Regions from separate parts of the Mus musculus genome. Here all the other regions are linked to region 2. A link is a loop called in an ENCODE intact Hi-C map of the cell type or tissue named here. Cell type or tissue: heart. All regions are shown on one strand. Each heading gives the region's core, and the rest is flanking DNA. Links, peaks and the distances in the headings are about the cores only.

Region 1 (5,948 bases), core at 421-5,420, 190 kb after region 2:
CTGCATGATATTGGTATAGAAATAGGATGATCAATGGAATTGAATCAAACACTCAGGCATAAACCCTCACACCTATGGACACTTGATTTTTGACAAAGATGCCAAAACCTTACAATGGAAAAAAGAAAGCATCTTCAACAAATAGTGCTGGTTTAGCTCTATATTTAGAAAAATGTAAATAGATACATATTTATCACCCTGTACAAAATTCAAGTCCAAGTGGATCAAAGACCTCCACATAAAATTAGATACACTAAATGCAATAGAAGAGAGAATGAGGAATAGCCTTGAAATAATTGGTACAGGAGACAACTTCCTGAGCAGAACACCAAAAGCTCAGGCACTAAGCTCAACAGTTAATAAATGGGACATCATGAAACTGAAAAACTTTGTACAGCAACGAACACTGTCAATAGGACAAAGCAGAGGTATACAGAATAGGAAAAGATTTTCACCAACTCTACATCTGAAAGAGGGCTACTATCTAAAATATATAAAGAACTCAAGAAGCTAGACACCAACAAACCAAATAACCCAATTTAAAAATGGGGTAAAGAAAGAATTCTCAACAGAGGGTTCACTAATGGCTGGCTGTCACTTAAATGTTCAATATCCTTAGTCATAAGGGAAATGCAAATCAAAATGACTCTGTGATTCCATTCATCAGAATGACTAAGATCAAAAACTCAAGGGACAACACATTGCTGGTGAGGATGTGGAGCAAGGGGAGCACTCCTCCATTGATGAAGGGAGTGAAAATTTGTACAACCACATTGGAAATCAACTTGGTGGTTTCTCAGAAAATTGGAAATATTTCTACCTCAAGACCCAGCTATTCCACTCCTGGGCATATACCCAAAAGATCTTCTATCATCCCACAAGGACACGTGCTCCACTACATTCATAGCAGATTTATTCATAATAGTCAGAAATGGGAAACAACCCAGATGCCCCTCATTGAGAATGGATAAAGAAATTGTGGTTTATTTATGTAATGGAATACTACTTAGCTATTGAAAACAAGAACATCAAGAAATTTGCAGACAAATGGATAAACTAGAAAAGATCATCCTGAGTGAACTAATCCAGACCCAAAAGGACACACATGATATATAACTCACTTATATATTAGCCATAAAATACAGGATACCCATACTATAATCAACAGACCCAAAAAAGCTAAACAAGGAGGGCCCACAGGAGGATGCTTAAATCTTACTCAGAAGGGGAAACAAAGTAGTCATTGGGGGCTGATGAAGGGAGGGAAATGATTGAGAAAGCAGATCCAGAGGAAAACAGGACTGGAGAGATCAGGTGTAGGAAGAGCCAGGGAGAAAGGATCTGGAGAGTGAATGGAAATATGTGGCATCTGGGAGTGAGTGGGGGGTATATTTCTAGGATGTGCCAGAGACTTGGGATGGGGGAGGCTACAGAGAGTCTATGAGGGTAGACTCTAGCTGATACTCTTAGCAGTGGGGGATATAAAGCCTGAAGTGGCCATATTGTGTAACCAGGCAGGAATCCCAGTGGAGGGAAAAAGACACCAACCCACCTACAAAATCTTCAACCCCAAATTTATTCTGTGTACAAGAAGTATAGGATCAAAGATGGAGCAGAGACTGAGGGGATGGCCAACCAATGACTTGAGAACCATCCCATGGGCAAGAACCAATCCCTGACACTATTAATGGTAATCTGTTATAGGAACCTAGCATAACTGTCCTCTGAGAGGCTCAACCCAGCTGATGGAAACAGATGCAGAGACCCTCAGCCAAACATTAGATGCAGCTTGAGAGGGCTTGTCAGAGTTGAGGGAAGAATTGAGGGACCAGGAACAGATAGGGACTCCATAGGAAGACTAACACAGTTAACTAACCTACACCCTTGGGGGCTTCCAGAAACTGAACCGCCAACCAAAGAACATACATGGACTGGACCTAAGGTTCCCCCAATAATGCAGGTCTCACAACAACTGGAACAGGGCCCGTCCCTGACTCTCTTGCCTGGCTGTGGATCCTGTTCCCCTATCTGGGTTGCCTTGTCTGGCCTCAGTGGGAGAGGATGTACCTAGTTCTGCAGTGACTTCATGTGGCTGGGTGGGGCTTCCCCCTTCTCAGAGGAGAACGGAAGACAGGAAGGAGCCCTATGAGAAGGGATACAGGATTGTGATTGTGATGTAAAGTAAATAAATAAATTAATTAACGGAAAAACAAGAGTTGCCTTGGTGATGATGTCTCTTTACAGCAATAAAACCCTAACTAAGACACTGTCTAAGTACATCCTTTTTTTTCCCTGTAATTTAAACCTTGACTACTTTAATGCTTGGGGGCAAAACCTTCACAATAGAAGTAGATCAAAAATTAAACAGAATGGAAATTCAAATATGCCATACCCTGATGTCAGTTAAGAAGCATTAAAAAGTTCAATACTTAAAAGATGTAGGGGGGCTGGCGAGATGGCTCAGTGGTTAAGAGCGCCGACTGCTCTTCTGAAGGTCCCGAGTTCAAATCCCAGCAACCACATGGTGGCTCACAACCATCCATAACGAAATCTGATGCCCTCTTCTGGAGTGTCTGAAGACAGCTACAGTGTACTTACATATAATAAATAAATAAATCTTTAAAAAAAAAAAAAAGATGTAGGATAAAGACTGGTGAAAAAAAAAATCTAAAAGCCAGGCATGGTGGCACATGCCTGTAATCACAGCACTCTGAAGAATAAAGCAGGAGAATCAGGAGTTCAGCCTTGGTTTTGTAGTCAGAACCTAGGGGTGTGGATTAGAGAGGAAGGTAAAGAACAATAAACCTAACCCCCAACCTTCTGAAAACTAATGTGTTGAAATATTATAGGACAGGCTTACGTAGGATACATTATTTGTTGTCTACTTCATTTGCAGATATTTTATTTTTATAAATTAATGAAACATAAACATTAAGCAGAACCCTTCTGGCTGGGTGCAGTGGTACATTCCCTTAATCCCTGAACTAGGGAGAGTCTAGGCAGTGAGATCACTACAAAGTAGAGGCCAGCTTGTATCAAATGAAACCTAGCTCTCTAAATACAAACAAACCAAGCACCTTTACGGAATGCTGCTTAGTTATAAAGCATAATTTCTGTTCTCTTGCTGCCACCTACCAACCATCCAAGGCAAAGCAGGCTATGAGCATTGGATAATCCCTTCAGAAATGTTAGCAGCATCACTTCATGCTCTTTTGGCTAAGATCAAGTATAGAAATGAATGCAGCACCTCGACTGCCTCTCATTTCAAAGTTTCAAAATCACACTTCCAAACAACCTGTACACATAGCAATCCTTTCAATGACAAGCAGATTTAGGTACTGTTAGGGTTCTTCACTCAACAGGCGGCTTAAATATGGAAGAGTCAGCCCTGGATTATTATTAGATATGGGTGTTATAGAAAAAACAGGTTAAGGAAATTCATTTAGTAAATGCTGGTTGACTCCTTTAATATGTGTTTTAAGATGGTTTTAATCTACCTGTCTGTCTTTCTATCTTATCTGTCTATCTGTCTGTCTGTCTAGGAGGCATCCACATTCAACAGTGTCACTGTACAACATGTGAGCATTGATGATCTCCTACTACCATGTGGGTTCCACGGACTAAAATCAGGTCATCACATTTGGTGACAAGTGCCTTTATCTATAAGCCATAATGCTTTTATACTGCATCCATTGATGCATCAGTCTAGTTGAAACACAATGTGTTTCAGAGGCATTTGTTATATAAGTAAGATGGGCTTACTCCAACACAGGAAATGCTTTGCTCAATTTCATCTGTAATTATTTACCTTTCAGTTATAAAACCCTAATATAGAACTGTTAGCAGTGAAATGACTATAGCATTGCAACAATAATGATGATTTTTGTCAGGTCACAAAGAAACCTGGTCACCTGTGGCTCCTGCCAGCACTTCTCACCCTAGCCCCTGCTAAGGTTCAAGAATTGCTGAAGGAAGAACCCAGACTCAAATAGTATGCAAAAGTAAAGGGTGTTTCTTCTGCAGAAACAACCAGCATGCAGGGGGTCAACCATTCATGAAAATGGCAACCACCAGAGAAGCTCTCAGGCTCCTTCTATGTGGGATTAGGGCAATTTTCCTAGCAGCAGTGATATTAGTACAATTTTAATAGGTTGCTATGTTAGTTCTACCATTCCTGGTGAAGCCTTGAAGAATTACAGAGACTGACTCAGCTCCAGCCTTGCTGTCTCCTTAGGCCAGAAACCAGAAACCAGAAACCAACTCAGCTCCCAGGAACCAACTCAGCTCCAAGCTTATCTTTCCTATGTCAGGGCTATCAGTGATGAACGACCCATTGCTAGTGGCTTTCTTTGAGGAATCTTATACGCTTTTCTGGGAAGCTGAAAAAGTTTTATTCTCAAGTTTTAAAACCTCTCACCTCTACCTTAAACCTCTCTAGCCCAGTAGCTGGACTTCCATCCTCTTTCCCCAGGCTTCTTCTTTTCTTCTTTTTCCCATGTAATCCAGACACTTCAGCTCATAATCTCTCTCTCTCTCTCTCTCTCTCTCTCTCTCTCTCTCTCTCTCTCTCTCTCTCTCTCTCTCTCTCGATTTGTTTTTTCAAATTTTATTTATTTATTTTATTTACATCCCAAACACTGCCCTCCCTGCCCCCCCTTACATTCCTTCCCCATTGCCCCTCCCCTTCTCCTCTGAGAGGGTGCCCCCCCTCATGTTTTCCAGTTGGACCTCTCTCTTATCATTCTCTCTTGCTCTCTCCCTCTCTCACTCTTCTCATGGCATTGTCAGTCTGGACCCTTCCAAGTGCCCCCAACTATGCTTTCCTTCACATCTACAATAAAACCTTACCCTCAACCATACCTTGGGGAAATCTTGTCTTCATTTTAATTCAAACTTACAGCAGTTTCCTCCCATTTAATTTACTTTACAGAAACCATGTTGACTAAGTTAGACAAGTATTATAACTATTTTAGAACAAAATAAATAGTCTCAGAACCTTTAAGGAATTGTTTAAGATCACCAGGAACAGAATCCTACACAGAGGCAAATCTCACTTTCCGATGGTCTTTCATTCACTTGTTAGCAAATACTATAGTAAGATGAATGTGTGCCATAAGCGGGTATTGAGGATAATGTGGTGTTCTATTTAAAAACTGGAGGTATGTTAGGGAGAGTCTGAGGAAACCACACCTAAAGAATAGATCAAAGAAAATCAGAAGAGAAAATGGGAGGCATGGATCCAGGCAAAGGGAATAACAAGGTGATAACCCAAATTCCTCTGTGTCAGTGCCCAAAAAACTCCTTTCCCCAAAGCCTGGCATTTAGACAAAGGCCAACACTCCCTCAGGGACGTAAAGATAGTTCCCATTTGCTAAAAGGAATCATTCTACTTATTTCTGGCAAAAGGAACATATAGCTGTCCCATTAACATGTGGCTGTGATGTCTATTATTAGAATGTTTAGGTCAACACTAGCTTCTAGGTTCCCTCATTCCAAGCAAAAGCCCCCACCCCAACTCACAGGCTCTTTTCTTCCCAAGTACCCATTCCCATGTGATCCTAGAGATCCCTCTCCCATTCCCTAGCCCCATCCCAGCACTTCTCTCTGATATCGCAAGAGACAACTTTGGCAATTTGGAATAAACTTTCCCCTTTTCACCCATGGACCAGCTATTTTTCTTTACTGTGCCCATTTCATTCATCTGGTACTCAAAACCTGGGAGGGGCATATATGAACCCTCTTCCAAGAATCTCAGCTTCTCCTAATCCAACCAAATTGTCAATGTTTCCTTTCTAGCAGGGGATGACTTGTCCATGCTGGCTTCTACCATCCACTGTATTTGACTCCAAATTCTAGAGTTTTACTCTTCAGCCACTTCTTCCCTCTGCCTGTTCTACCTATCAGTATCTTCTCACCTGCTCAGTAAATAGTCTCTCTCTGACTCCTGA
Region 2 (5,948 bases), core at 647-5,646:
TCTCTGTATAGCCCTGGCTGTCCTGGAACTTACTTTGTAGACCAGGCTGGCCTTGAACTCAGAAATCCACCTGCCTCTGCCTCCCAAGTGCTGGGATTAAAGGCGTGTGCCACCACCTCCCGGCCTCATTGCAAATTCTATGAGTTAACATAATGACTGTCTTGTTAAGGTATGCCCATGGGTTCAGGGGTATATATGTTACAAGAGTGTGTTAGTTTAAACGTGAGTAGCTTCAATAGTGAATTCAAAACTCATATGTTTGAATACTTTTTCTACAGTTGTTTGGCATTGTTTGGAAAGGATTAAAAGGTGTGGTCTTATTGTTACTTGGGTCAGATTTTGGAGTTTCAAAAGACTTGTTCCATTCCCACTGTGCTATTGTTCTGCCTCCTACTTGTGGGTCAAGCTATGAATTCTCAGCTGTTTCCGCTACTCTGCCTTTACTCTGCCATCAGTGACTAACCATCGGAAACTCTAATCCTAACTAAATGCTTTCTTGTCTAAGTTCATTTTTGTGTTCTGTCACAGCAATAGAAAGATAACTAATATAAGGAGCTAACTGACTACTTTCTAATTAGATTTAATCCCCACTCCATGAATCAGAAGCCATACCTGGCACCATTAATGGGGCTAAGAACATGTAACCAGATACATTAGAGGCCCTGGAGAACCTATTATTTTGCTAAGTGGGCATAATATTAAAATGATTCCTAATGACTAACTGCTATACCTATAGATCTTTGCATCTCTCATAAGAGAAGCTACCTCTTACAATACCAGGCAGTTAACAGAGACCCACAATTGGCCTATGTGCTGTGAATCAGAGACTTCAAAATAATCAATTTTAAGTGGGACATTGTACTGACGGCTCAGAGATTTGAAAGATTGTCAACAACCAGAAGTGTTAGGTGACTACGAATGTTTCTTAGACACACCTGGAGAGCTACACATATGAACTCACAGTGTTTCTGACAGCATGCACAAGACCTGTGCAAACTCAACCAGACAAATCCCAGCATGGAAGGGGCTATATGGGCACAAAGTCCCACCCCTACCCAAGGGGCTATTGGTAAATGAGAGTTGCTAGGCTCAAAGAGTTGGGTTTTGTTTTTGTTTGCTTTGTTTTGTTTTGTTTTGTTTTAATGGTGTGACCCTGGTAGGATGACTATGCTCCAGGGCAGGCCCCACACCCAAGAGTATTTGGGTGACACTAACTGGACTCAACGGGTTAAAAAAGAAGAGAAAAGGAATCAGTGAGAGCCCATGAAGCTGGGTAGATAGGAAGGGGCGGGTGGGTTTGGCAGGCATTAGGGTGGGGGGAAATATGATCTAAATACATTGTATGGTATCTTCAAAAAAATAATAACGTGGTTAAAACAATAACAACAAAGATTCTAGATTTATACTGACAAATGGGTAGTTTTGCCTTATCCGCAACCCTTAAAATATACCTATTACCTTACTTCAAAATGAATCCAGTCCATCATTTCTATTGTAATCTTTCAGTTAACAATCTCGGATAGCTTTCCATTACACTTATAGTAAAACCTAGTCTCCTGATTATATTGAGTGTGCACTGAGGCAGCTAATCTCTTCAATCTCATTCAAGCGTCTTCCCTGTTTTCACTTCTTTTCTCCTCAGGGCACCTGCTCATGCTCTTCCTTCTCCAGCACCACTGGTTTTTCCCAGCTCCCCAGCATCACTTGGGTATCAGTTGAAAAATTTCCCAGATACTTCCTAGAGTCCCCTCCCCATGATGCTCTAGGCGTGTACATTCTTTTGTGGCTCTTACTATAACTCAAATTGTATTTATCTAGCTCTTTGTCTTTACTAAGCACCAGAAATACCCTTATGGATCAATATAAGTTCCATGCAGTGGTGACTATTAGTTCACTGATCACTGCTTGCCTGACACCCATATTCTGTTCAGCTTAGGTAAATGCTTTGTGTTGTACTCTTTATATACTTCAGGTGAATGTCCTAGACTTATTTTTCCACTCTGCCTTTGCTTCAGCTGTACACCCTTAACCCTCACTCCATTCCACATAAAAACATTTTTCAGATTCTTTGTGATCTTATTTCCTTGATTTGTAACAAAAATTGCTGCTTTGCAAAGGATTTAGAAGAACTGATTACTAGAAAAGTGTAAGCAACTTCTAAGATGTTTCTATTATATTCTCAGATCTGTGTATTTACTTAAAAGCTGTAACTTTCTGGTCTGAACTCCTTGGTCTCTGCTTTCTCCATCTGTTTCTCATGGTTGAACACCAACACATCTGTATCAGATCCTTGAAGGAAAGGACTGTAGGTGTTGGTTTACACATTTATGCATTTACTTGGTTCTGTATTTCAAGGTGTGGATGGCTACAGATAAATAAATGCGAAATGCCTGATTCTGTAGAAACATCTTTGTACAATGAAACACCTTATACAGACAAAACACTAATGTGCCTGAGACCCTAGGTTCTATATCAGCAATGCAAACAGTAGCAACAAAACAGAAAGCAGTCAGGCTTGGCTTGGAACCTCTGCCACTTAATATCTAAGGTTCCATTCCTTGATTTATATGAAAGAACAATAGCTATTGTAACTGATGTGAGAAAAAGAGCACTGCTAATGCATTCAGCGGGTCTCTACATGCCAGGTGCTACATGAAGCTCTGAGGATACAGCAGGGAAACAGATGAAAACTCCTGTCTTCACGGGGATTACATTCTAGGGAAGGCAGAGAAGAAATGAAATGGGGCATACACAGTCTATTAGATGGTGCCACATGATAACGACAATTTCCAGCGAGGAAGAGGCATGTAGGTATGTGGGAGGAGAGGCTACGTTTGGGACAGGGTATTTGTGAAGGTGGTAATTGAAAAAAGCAAGGGAGGGATGGGTACAAATTAAGGATATTTGAGGAAGGAACATTCTAGCAGAACCAACTGTAACTGCCAAAACTCTTATCAGAAATGTGTCCATCTTTAGACATAAAGCATGGTCTCCCAAATTATCAGTCAAACACATCTAAAGGTATCAAATAGTAATCTTTGAGGCTTGTTCTTAGGAACTTGTTTCAACCAGTTAGCTGTATGCAGGTGCCAGGGTGATCTAGAGGGCCGTAGCAGGTGTGGTGCGGCAGGCGCAGCCTTGGCTTTACTGTATGTACCCTGTGGAAAACATATTTTTTCCCCTTTTAAAAAGAGGCCATGTTGAAAAGGCTGCAGAGACTAGGGAAGCAAAGCGATGGCTGTATCCATGAGAAGCTGGTACTCGAGACTGAGTGAGGACAAGAGAGGAAGCAATGAACAGTGGAGTATGGATAATTTCAACATTGGAGCCGACAGAATTTGCTGACGAGTTAAATGTGAGGTATGAAGAGTGATTATTTCATGATGGCTTCAAGAAAGCTCAGTAAACGCTGCACTAGGAAAAAAAAAAAAAAAGATACTGTAATCACTCAAACCTTGGAAAGCAGGGGAGGAAACCTATTGGATGTATGTGGCCTGGATCTTATGTGCTGAGCCACTCCCTTAATCTTTTGCAAGAAATAGAAAAGGTTTTCAGAAGGGAAAATAGAAAGCTGAACCCTGGCACTTACTGCTGCTTCTCCTCTCCCTCCATGGCCCCCTCCAGCCTGCCACGTGGCAGCTAGGAGTGTCAAGAGAGAACACTGACCTATTCTTGCTAGAAAGGGGCTCCAGAGCGCTGCCACTGTGACTCCAGCGTTGCTAGGCGACTGAGAGCTCAGGAAGAAAAACACAAGCGACTGGGGACTGTGCGCAAGCGCAGTAAGTGTGCTCTGTTGGGCTTTCGCAGCTGGGTGTGGCTTGCTTCAATCCGGGAGGGAAAGAGTCCCTTGGTTTTTAACTACAGCCTTAGGTTGGACAGTGAGTTTGAAGTTGTAGAGCCCTAAACCTAGTGGGGAATCAGCCCAAAACCTAGTGGGGAGCCAGCCCTGTTGGGTTTGAGGAGTGAGCAAGGAAGGCTTCCAGGTCTCCCCCGCTGCCCGTGGAAACCTGTTTTCCATGAGCACTTCAGAGCTGTGCAAGTCCCGATTCTCATGGGGAAGCTTGGCTATCACTTTTTGACAGAATCTGAAGCTTTAAAATAGAACAAAGGAACGCTGCTCTGCAAATGAGGCTACCTGTAGTTTGTGCATCTGCCCTGTCTGAGCGAGGGTTCAGGAGACTGCAGGTTTAGGCAGACTCCCAGCTTGCATGGCTGCACTTTTCCAAAAGCCCAAGCTCCAGGGAAAAGACCTGGACGATCATCTAGCACCTTGAGCCTGGAAATTTTTACTCCATTTTCCAGTTTCCACTACCAGAGCCAAATGCCCTTGGCACGTGTGATAACTAAACCGTTTTTCTGTATAGGAAAGGAAATGGGGTTAGAGATGTTTCTATTGAACTGAACTCTGCTGTGTATGAGGAATGTGCATAAGCATGGGAAGCCAAAGTCATTTTGTAAATTTATATTCGCGTGGGACAGATGTGGGGTAGTGGAGGCTGGCCTTTTACTCAGGTCCTAAAGTCCTGTTAGGGAGAAGAGATTGTGGATACATTTGACATCCAGCAACCTACATACTTGAGTGTGGACTGTATGTGTCTCTGAATAGGGAGTTATGGGTCACCAAATATGAGGGAAATGGCTTGGAGAACCAGAAAGCTAGGAAGGGAGGGGATGGCATGCATGTTTGCTGAGCCAAGCATTCATTGGACCCACTATCCACAGGGAGAAACGTAGTTGAATCCTAACCATCAAACTGATTATGCACATAGGCCCTGGGAGCAACTGGTGTTTGCCTTGTGGATTCACCTCTTGCTAGCTTGTACATAAGGGAGACATTTAGTATCTCAGAGCCTAAAATTCTTCATTCACAAAATCTGAAAATGCCTAGTGAACTGGCTGGCTTGGTGGTTAACTTTACGTAAGCTAGAGTCATTAGACAGGGAGGAGCCTCAGTTGAAATGCTTCCATGAGATCCAGCTATAAGGCATTTTCTCAATTAGTGATCAATGGAGGAGGGAACAGCCCATTATGGGTGGTGCCATTCCTGGGCTGGTGGTCCTGGGTTCTGTAGGAAAGAAGACTAAATAAGCCTTGTGAAACAAGCCAGTAAGCAGCACCCTTTATGGCCTCTGCATCAGCTCCTACTTCCAGGTTCCTGCCCTGCTTGAGTTCTTATCCTGACTTCCTTTGGTGATAAACAGTGATGTGGACGTGTAAACCAAATAAACTCTTTCCCCACCAACTTGCTTTATGGTTATGGTGTATTGTGTAGCAATAAGACCACAACTGAGAGATCCAGAGTTACTGTCAAGTATAGATATAGATTCACTGTTCTAAGAGCAGTGGCTTACTGCTTTATTTTATGACCTTCATGCCACATGCCAATGAAACTTTTCAGTCATGAAGAATGAGGTTGGGGCTGAAGAGATGGCTCAGAGGTTAAGGGCACTGGTTGCTCTTCCAGAAGTCCTAAGTTCAATTCCCAGCAACCACATGGTGGCTCACGACCATCTGTGAAGGGATCTGATGCCCTGTTCTGGTGTGTCTGAGGACAGCTGCAGTGTACTCATATACCTAAAATAAATAAATAATTCTTTTTAAAAAAATTCTTTAAAAAAATGAAAGAATGAGGTTATGTTGTTTGAAAGAAAAACGGATGCAAGTAAAGAGAATCACTTATTATAAGTCTCCGATAAAAATTATATATATATGTGTATATATGTTTACATACACACACACACACATATATATATATATATATATATATATATATATATATATATATCAAAAGTAGAAATAAAATAGTCTAGAGATCAACAGCGTGGGGATGAGGAAAAAGGAGGGTGGGGAGGCCCAGGGGAGTATGCTCACTATGCAATATAAACCAGAACAAATTGTGGGTGGGTAGGTGGGTGAGTGCCGTTTTACATTCATGAACGGACCAGAGA
Region 3 (5,948 bases), core at 421-5,420, 180 kb after region 2:
ATGCCCTCTTCTGGTGTCTGAAGAGAGCAATTGTGTACTCATATACATAAAATAAATAAATGGGGCAGAGGTGAGCAGGGCCAAATCGAGAGAAAAAAAAAAACAACTCATCCTTATACTTCTATTGCCCTACAACCAATTCTAATACCAAAATCTGTATTAATCAGGATTCTCCAGAGTAACAGAATTTACAGAATGAGTCTATGTATATAGAAAGCAAATTTATTAGAATGACTTACAGGCTGTGGTCCAACAAGTCCAACAATGACTGCCTATGACTGAAAAGTCCAAGAATACAGTAGTTGCTCAGACCACAAGACTAGATGTCTCAGCTGGTCTTCAGTATACACCAGAATCACAAAGATCACAAAGAATCACTCTAATGCCAGTGAAGGAATGGACTTGCTAGCAGCCATTCGAAGGCAAGCAAGAAAAGACAGCAAGCTTCCTTCTTCCATGCCCTCCCTGAGAAGGCAAGGCCCAGATTAGAGGTGGGTGGGTGTTTCTACTCCAAAAAAATTGAATTAAAGATGTGTCTGATCATCTCAAAGATCAGGATTAGAAGTGAATCTTCCCACTTCAAATTAAGCAAAACACCTCTCAGGTATTCTCTCCATTTTTAGGTTTTAGTTAATTCCAAACATGGTCAGGTTACCAGAGTATCAAAAGTACTAACCAGGCTCAATACCACTTAGCCATGATTCCTAATATCCTTTCTAAAAGTACAGACTCATCAGTAACTTTTCAAATTTTCTGCTTACTCATGCAGTCTTTCCCACACCTGACCTAACAGTTGTCTGCTGTGATCTTCCTACGTCTCTTTCCACAGCAAATCTCTGAAACAAAGGCTCATTATAAACACACTTTCATCCATCCTTAATCTTACCCTGTATACATTGCCACAAAATGTAAAATATCAACAGAATATCAAAATAAAAAGATAATATTCTTCCTCCCCCTTTAGACAAGGATCCATTTTTAAAAATCCAGTTTTCCCACTTAGAAATAAATTTCCAATACAAACTCACATTTAAAATCTACTAATGGTTATCACTAAAGCTTATTGATAAAGGAAGTTAAGAAAAGTATCCCATAGTATCCCCCCACCCCATGCACACACACAACAGCACATCTGAGGTGGGATTGGGGATGGAGATAAAAGAAATTCTCATGCATACCAAACAATGGAATAAAATTATGTGGAGAAGGTAGAATGGAAATCCGACTCAAACAGGAAGTAATATCCTCGTTAAAGGGCACACGCCTTTAATCCCAGCACTTGGGAGACAGAGGCAGGAGGATTTCTGAGATCGAGGCCAGCCTGGTCTACAAAGTGAGTTCCAGGACAGCCAGGGCTATACAGAGAAACCGAGTCTCAAGCCCCCGCCCCACCCCCCAAAAAAGAGAAAAAATAAAGAGAAAAAGAAAAAGAAAGAGAAGGAGGAGGAGGAGGAGGAGGAGGAGGAGGAGGAGGAGGAGAAAGAGGAAAAGGAAAAGGGAAAGGGAAAGAGAAAGAGAAAGAGAAAAGAGAAAGAGAAAGAGAAAGAGAAAGAGAAAGAGAAAGAGAAAGAGAAAGAGAAAGAGAAAGAGAAAGAGAAAGAGAAAGAGAAGGAGAAGGAGAAGGAAAAGGAAAAGGAAAAAGAAAAAGAAAAAGAAAAAGAAAAAGAAAAAGAAAAAGAAAAAGAAAAAGAAAAAGAAAAAGAAAAAGAAAAAGAAAAAGAAAAAGAAAAAGAAAAAGAAAAAGAAAAAGAAAGGCATTATTTTTATGTTGAAGACCGGAACCTGCATTACAGGCTTATAAGGACTAGCTCGTCCTTGGTCTGGTACAGAGCAGAGCACCCATTCCAGGGCTTGGTGACTATTAAGCAAGCACTCTACTGAGCTACATTTCCAGTCTCAAAAAGTTTTCTTCTTTTAAATGGATGATATACATTAAATAGTTACAGTATTTATACGCCATTAGATAATTTTCTCAAGTGTATAGACCAGCCTGGTCTTGAACTCAAATATCCACCTTCTTCTGCATAAGGACTACATGCACTACTATGTCAAGTTGCGTTAGAAAAAATTAAAAGAATGTTTTAACGTTTTAAATTACAAATATAAAGATTTAAAGTAAGTCAGACATTATATTCTATGCATCTATTTAAGCTTATAATCAAACAAAAATTTTAAAACTTCACTTAAATGGCCTGGGAGTGTACTTCAGCAATCTAGTACGCAAATGTAAGACTGTGCATAAATATATAAGGTTCAATCTCCAAAACCCAGGAAGGAAAAATTGCTAGCTGGAGAGGGGCTACAACCTCTGACAAAGTAAATCACCCAGTATCATTCAGGTACCCTTGCTTTTCTGCCGCACTTAGGCGTCCCCCACCCCCATCCTATAGGCTTGCAGCGTCCTCTTCGGGAACCCAGGGTGACCTCCCTCCGCCCCGCGCTAGCCCGTTCTCCCCGCCCCGGGCTGCTGTGTCATGGCTGAGCGGAAGTCGCTGCCTCAGTGAGAAGAACCGTCCCTAAAATGGATGGCATAAGCTTCCTCCTCTCCCTCCCACGGCCTCGTCTTGGCATCCCAGGTCAGACCGTACCTTGCACTGTCCCGAACACTTCGTAGTCCACAGACTTGAGCAGCTCGGTCATGGCGGCCAGCCTTCTCCCGAGCAGCATTAGCTGGGTATGTGGCGCGGAGACTGCGACAGCCGCCAGGGGAGGAAGACTTATGGGCTCTGGGACCGACGCCCAGAAGCCAAGACAAGAGCGCGCTGGGTCATGCGTAAGAAGATGGCAGATGACCGTTGTACACAGTGAGGGCGACGGGACACCCGGCGCTCGGGCTCCCTAGCAGGGTGCTCCCTCTCTGCGTTCCCCAGGACCCGGTTCTCTAAAGAAAACGGAGGTCGGGCATGTGAGGGGATTAAACCAACTAATATCTACCCACCGACGTTTATTTGACACAAAAAAGGTTTTGTTTTGTTTTTTCTATAAGGATGAAAATAAGAGGGTGACTTGTTGAGAGGACAGAGCGGGTAAAGTCTAAGTGGGTAGAGATGAGAAGGATAATAGGGGGAAAATTACCAAAATTCATTATATGCAAGGATAAAATGTCAAAGAATTTTTAAGTTTTAGGTGATTTTATATAGGTACACTGTAAAGAATACATAGTATACCCATGGGTACACTGTAAGGAGATTAATTCAAGCTAATTAACTTTCATCTCTGATTTCATTTAAGATTTCAACGATTTTAAATATATATCATTCTTAACTATACTCACCATTGTGCAAATATATGATAATCTCCACTTCATATGAAGAAAATGTGTGCCCTTGAAACAATATCCCCATTTCCAACATCCTGAGGTGGACATTTGAAATGAAGGACCTGCTTAGCTTAGTGGCACAAAGGGTATTTGGTCAGTGTGCTGGCTAGTCTTGGCACAAGCTAGAGTAATCTTAGAGGAGAGAACCTCAAGTGAGAAAATGCCTCCATAAGATCTAGCCATAAGGCATTTTCTTAATTAGTGATTGATGGGGGGGTGGGGGAGGGAGCAGTGGAACCCAGCCAGTTGTGGGTGATGCCATCCCTAGTCCAGGGATCCTGGGTTCTATAAGAAAGCAGGCTGAGTAAGCCATGTGGAACAAGTCAGTAACCAGTCCCCACCCCCACCCCACCCCCCATGCCTCTACATCATCTCTAGGTTCCTGCCTTGTTTGAGTCCCTATCCTGATATGTACAGTGCTGTGGAGGTATAAGCCAAATAAACATTTTCCTCCCCCAAGCTGCTTTTTGGTCATTGTGTTTCATGGCAGCAATAAAAACCTTAACTAAGACAGACAATGAATCAATTCTGAAATGTTCTGACGGTGCCAAATCTGTGGTGATTCTGAGATAAAGTTAGGCTTGATCTTTTCATTCAGGCTGATGAATCTGAAAGGTGCCTTGTGGTGATTTGGCTAGCTTTGTTGCCCATACAGACTGTGTTTGAATACTTGGGCCCATGGGAAGTGGCATTATGAGGAGATATGGCCTTAGTGGAGAAAGTGTGTCCCTGTAGAGGCAGGGCTTTGAGGTCTCCTATGCTCAAGTTATGCCCAGTATGGAATCCTGTCACCTCTTAGTTACCTTCAGACAAAGATGTAGAATTCTCAGTTCCTCTGGCACCATGTGAGCCTGCGTGTTGCCATGCTTCTGGCCATGATAATGGACTAAATCTCTGAAATTGTAAACTAGCACCAATTAAATGTTTGCTTCCATAACAGTTGCCATGGTCATGACATCTCTTCACAGCAATAGAAATCCTAAGAAATACCTCAATCTCTATTATAACTAGATGTGATGCTGTGTAAGATGAGAATTTTTAACAATTTTATCTAATGCCAATGGAAACAGACTTACAGTCATTCTGTCTGTTGTTATACAGTTTTGTTTTCATGGTCTTGATTATTATTCAGAGATATTTCAATTGTCTGGGACAGTTAAAACAGGCTATATCTGAAGAACTGTATTTCCTAGTGAGCTATTTGAAGTCTTCTAGTAACCCATCACTTCAGATAATAAGGATAGAATTTTCAATAATCTGCCTTCTAAATTTCAAATACTTTTTTGTTTGTTTGTTTTTTTCAAGACAGGGTTTCTCTGTGTAGCCCTGGCTGTCCTGGAACTCACTCTGTAGATCAGGCTGGCCTTGAACTCAGAAATTCGACTGCCTCTGCCTCACAAGTGCTGGGATTAAAGGCGTGTGCCACCACGCCCAGCTTCAAATACTTTTATATTTGAGAATTTGCAATTCTCTATTTGTTGGCCTTAATACTTTTATATTTCTTTGCATCTGTGCATATTGAAGAATCTACTACCACTTAATTAAATACTTTGTGCCCTTTCTATCTGGGAACACACACACATACACACACACACAGAAAGAGAGAGAGAGAGAGAGAGAGAGAGAGAGAGAGAGAGAGAGAGAGAGAGAGAGAGAGAGAGAGATCAGGGCCAGACAAAGTGGCATACTCCTTTAATTCCAACTCTGGAGAGGCACAGGCAAGCTGATCTCTTGTGAGTATGAGGCCAGCCTAGTTTACATACTGAGATCCAGGCCAGCTAAGGCTACATGATGAGACCTTGTATCAAAATAGTTACTTTAAAACTTGGGCAGAGTGTGGTTAAATCATTTTTTTAAATAAGATATGTTCTAGAAGGGCTAGCCTGAATAAATTTACCTAATGAAGGTCTTGATATTGCAGAGACTTCTCTTCTTCTCATCTCCCAAGTTACTTCATGAAGACTATTGCTTTAAATTCTGCCCATTACATTCAGAACCGAATCTAAGGTGTCCAGCCTCCACTAGCCTGTAATTGTGTGCTTCCCCAAATCCTGAAGATGGCCCACTGCCACGAGTTCATAGTACAACATAATAAAATCTCTGAAACCTATGTTGCCTGGAATGCGCACCCACCTCCACCTACCACCCCACCCCACCCACTTCGTGTTCTCCCTGTGGTGCTCTGGAATGCCTCCGGGTGCGTCCAGATCTTCTCTGTGGTGCTCAGTGGTTAGATCTTGCCCTAGTCCTTCACTGCATTTTCCCCATTAGTTGTAGATCTTAAAAATCAATGACTGGGAAGGAGACATTTTCCTTTTCTTAATCAACCTTTAACTTCTGTCCACATTTACCCAGGAGTGTCTCTGCCAGCTATTATGTAGTTCTATTTTAACTTTAGAAGTGCTATAGCAACAACTGACATTTGCATAGCTAAAAAATGTACCGTCTGTCAACAGCTGAACATTGGTCAATAGAAATTTTTATGTACCATTTCAGCATGGATTGCTAATAAAATGTGATTCTAAGACTAGAATTTTAAGCAAATGTTTCTACTATTAAGAAATTTTAGCTGGGCAGTGGTGGTGCATGCCTTTAATCCCAGTATTCGGGAGGCAGAGGCAAGTGGATT

The links. Hi-C counts contacts between places; a loop is a spot of excess contacts. Peaks named below come from ENCODE experiments on the same cell type or tissue, not always from the same donor. Only the 100,000 strongest peaks of a DNase experiment are listed, where the experiment ranks them.
Region 1: a loop joins it to region 2, with 2.0 times the contacts of the local background. A loop is called at or near these places in 11 of 42 quality-filtered maps.
Region 3: it touches region 2 in a loop (2.6-fold over the local background); 11 of 42 quality-filtered maps call a loop at or near these places.

What each region holds. Positions count from the first base shown.
Region 1 is chr11:30,654,167-30,660,114 of GRCm38, forward strand. No RefSeq gene overlaps it. Among named protein-coding and RNA genes, the nearest start is that of Acyp2, 7.7 kb to the left of the region's middle. In heart, for the core only: no CTCF peak of the experiment used is centred there; no DNase peak of the experiment used is centred there.
Region 2 is chr11:30,468,153-30,474,100 of GRCm38, forward strand. It overlaps 4930505A04Rik (RIKEN cDNA 4930505A04 gene), which reads right to left and starts at 3,677. Exons shown (of 5, transcript NM_001100394.1): 1 at 3,590-3,677. The coding sequence starts at 3,612. In heart, for the core only: no CTCF peak of the experiment used is centred there; a DNase peak (open chromatin) is centred at 3,719; H3K4me3 peaks cover 1,044 bases; H3K27ac peaks cover 1,830 bases.
Region 3 is chr11:30,646,713-30,652,660 of GRCm38, forward strand. It overlaps Acyp2 (acylphosphatase 2, muscle type), which reads right to left and starts at 2,684. Exons shown (of 4, transcript NM_029344.3): 1 at 2,589-2,684. The coding sequence starts at 2,667. In heart, for the core only: a CTCF peak has its summit at 2,673; a DNase peak (open chromatin) is centred at 2,569; H3K4me3 peaks cover 1,504 bases; H3K27ac peaks cover 1,362 bases.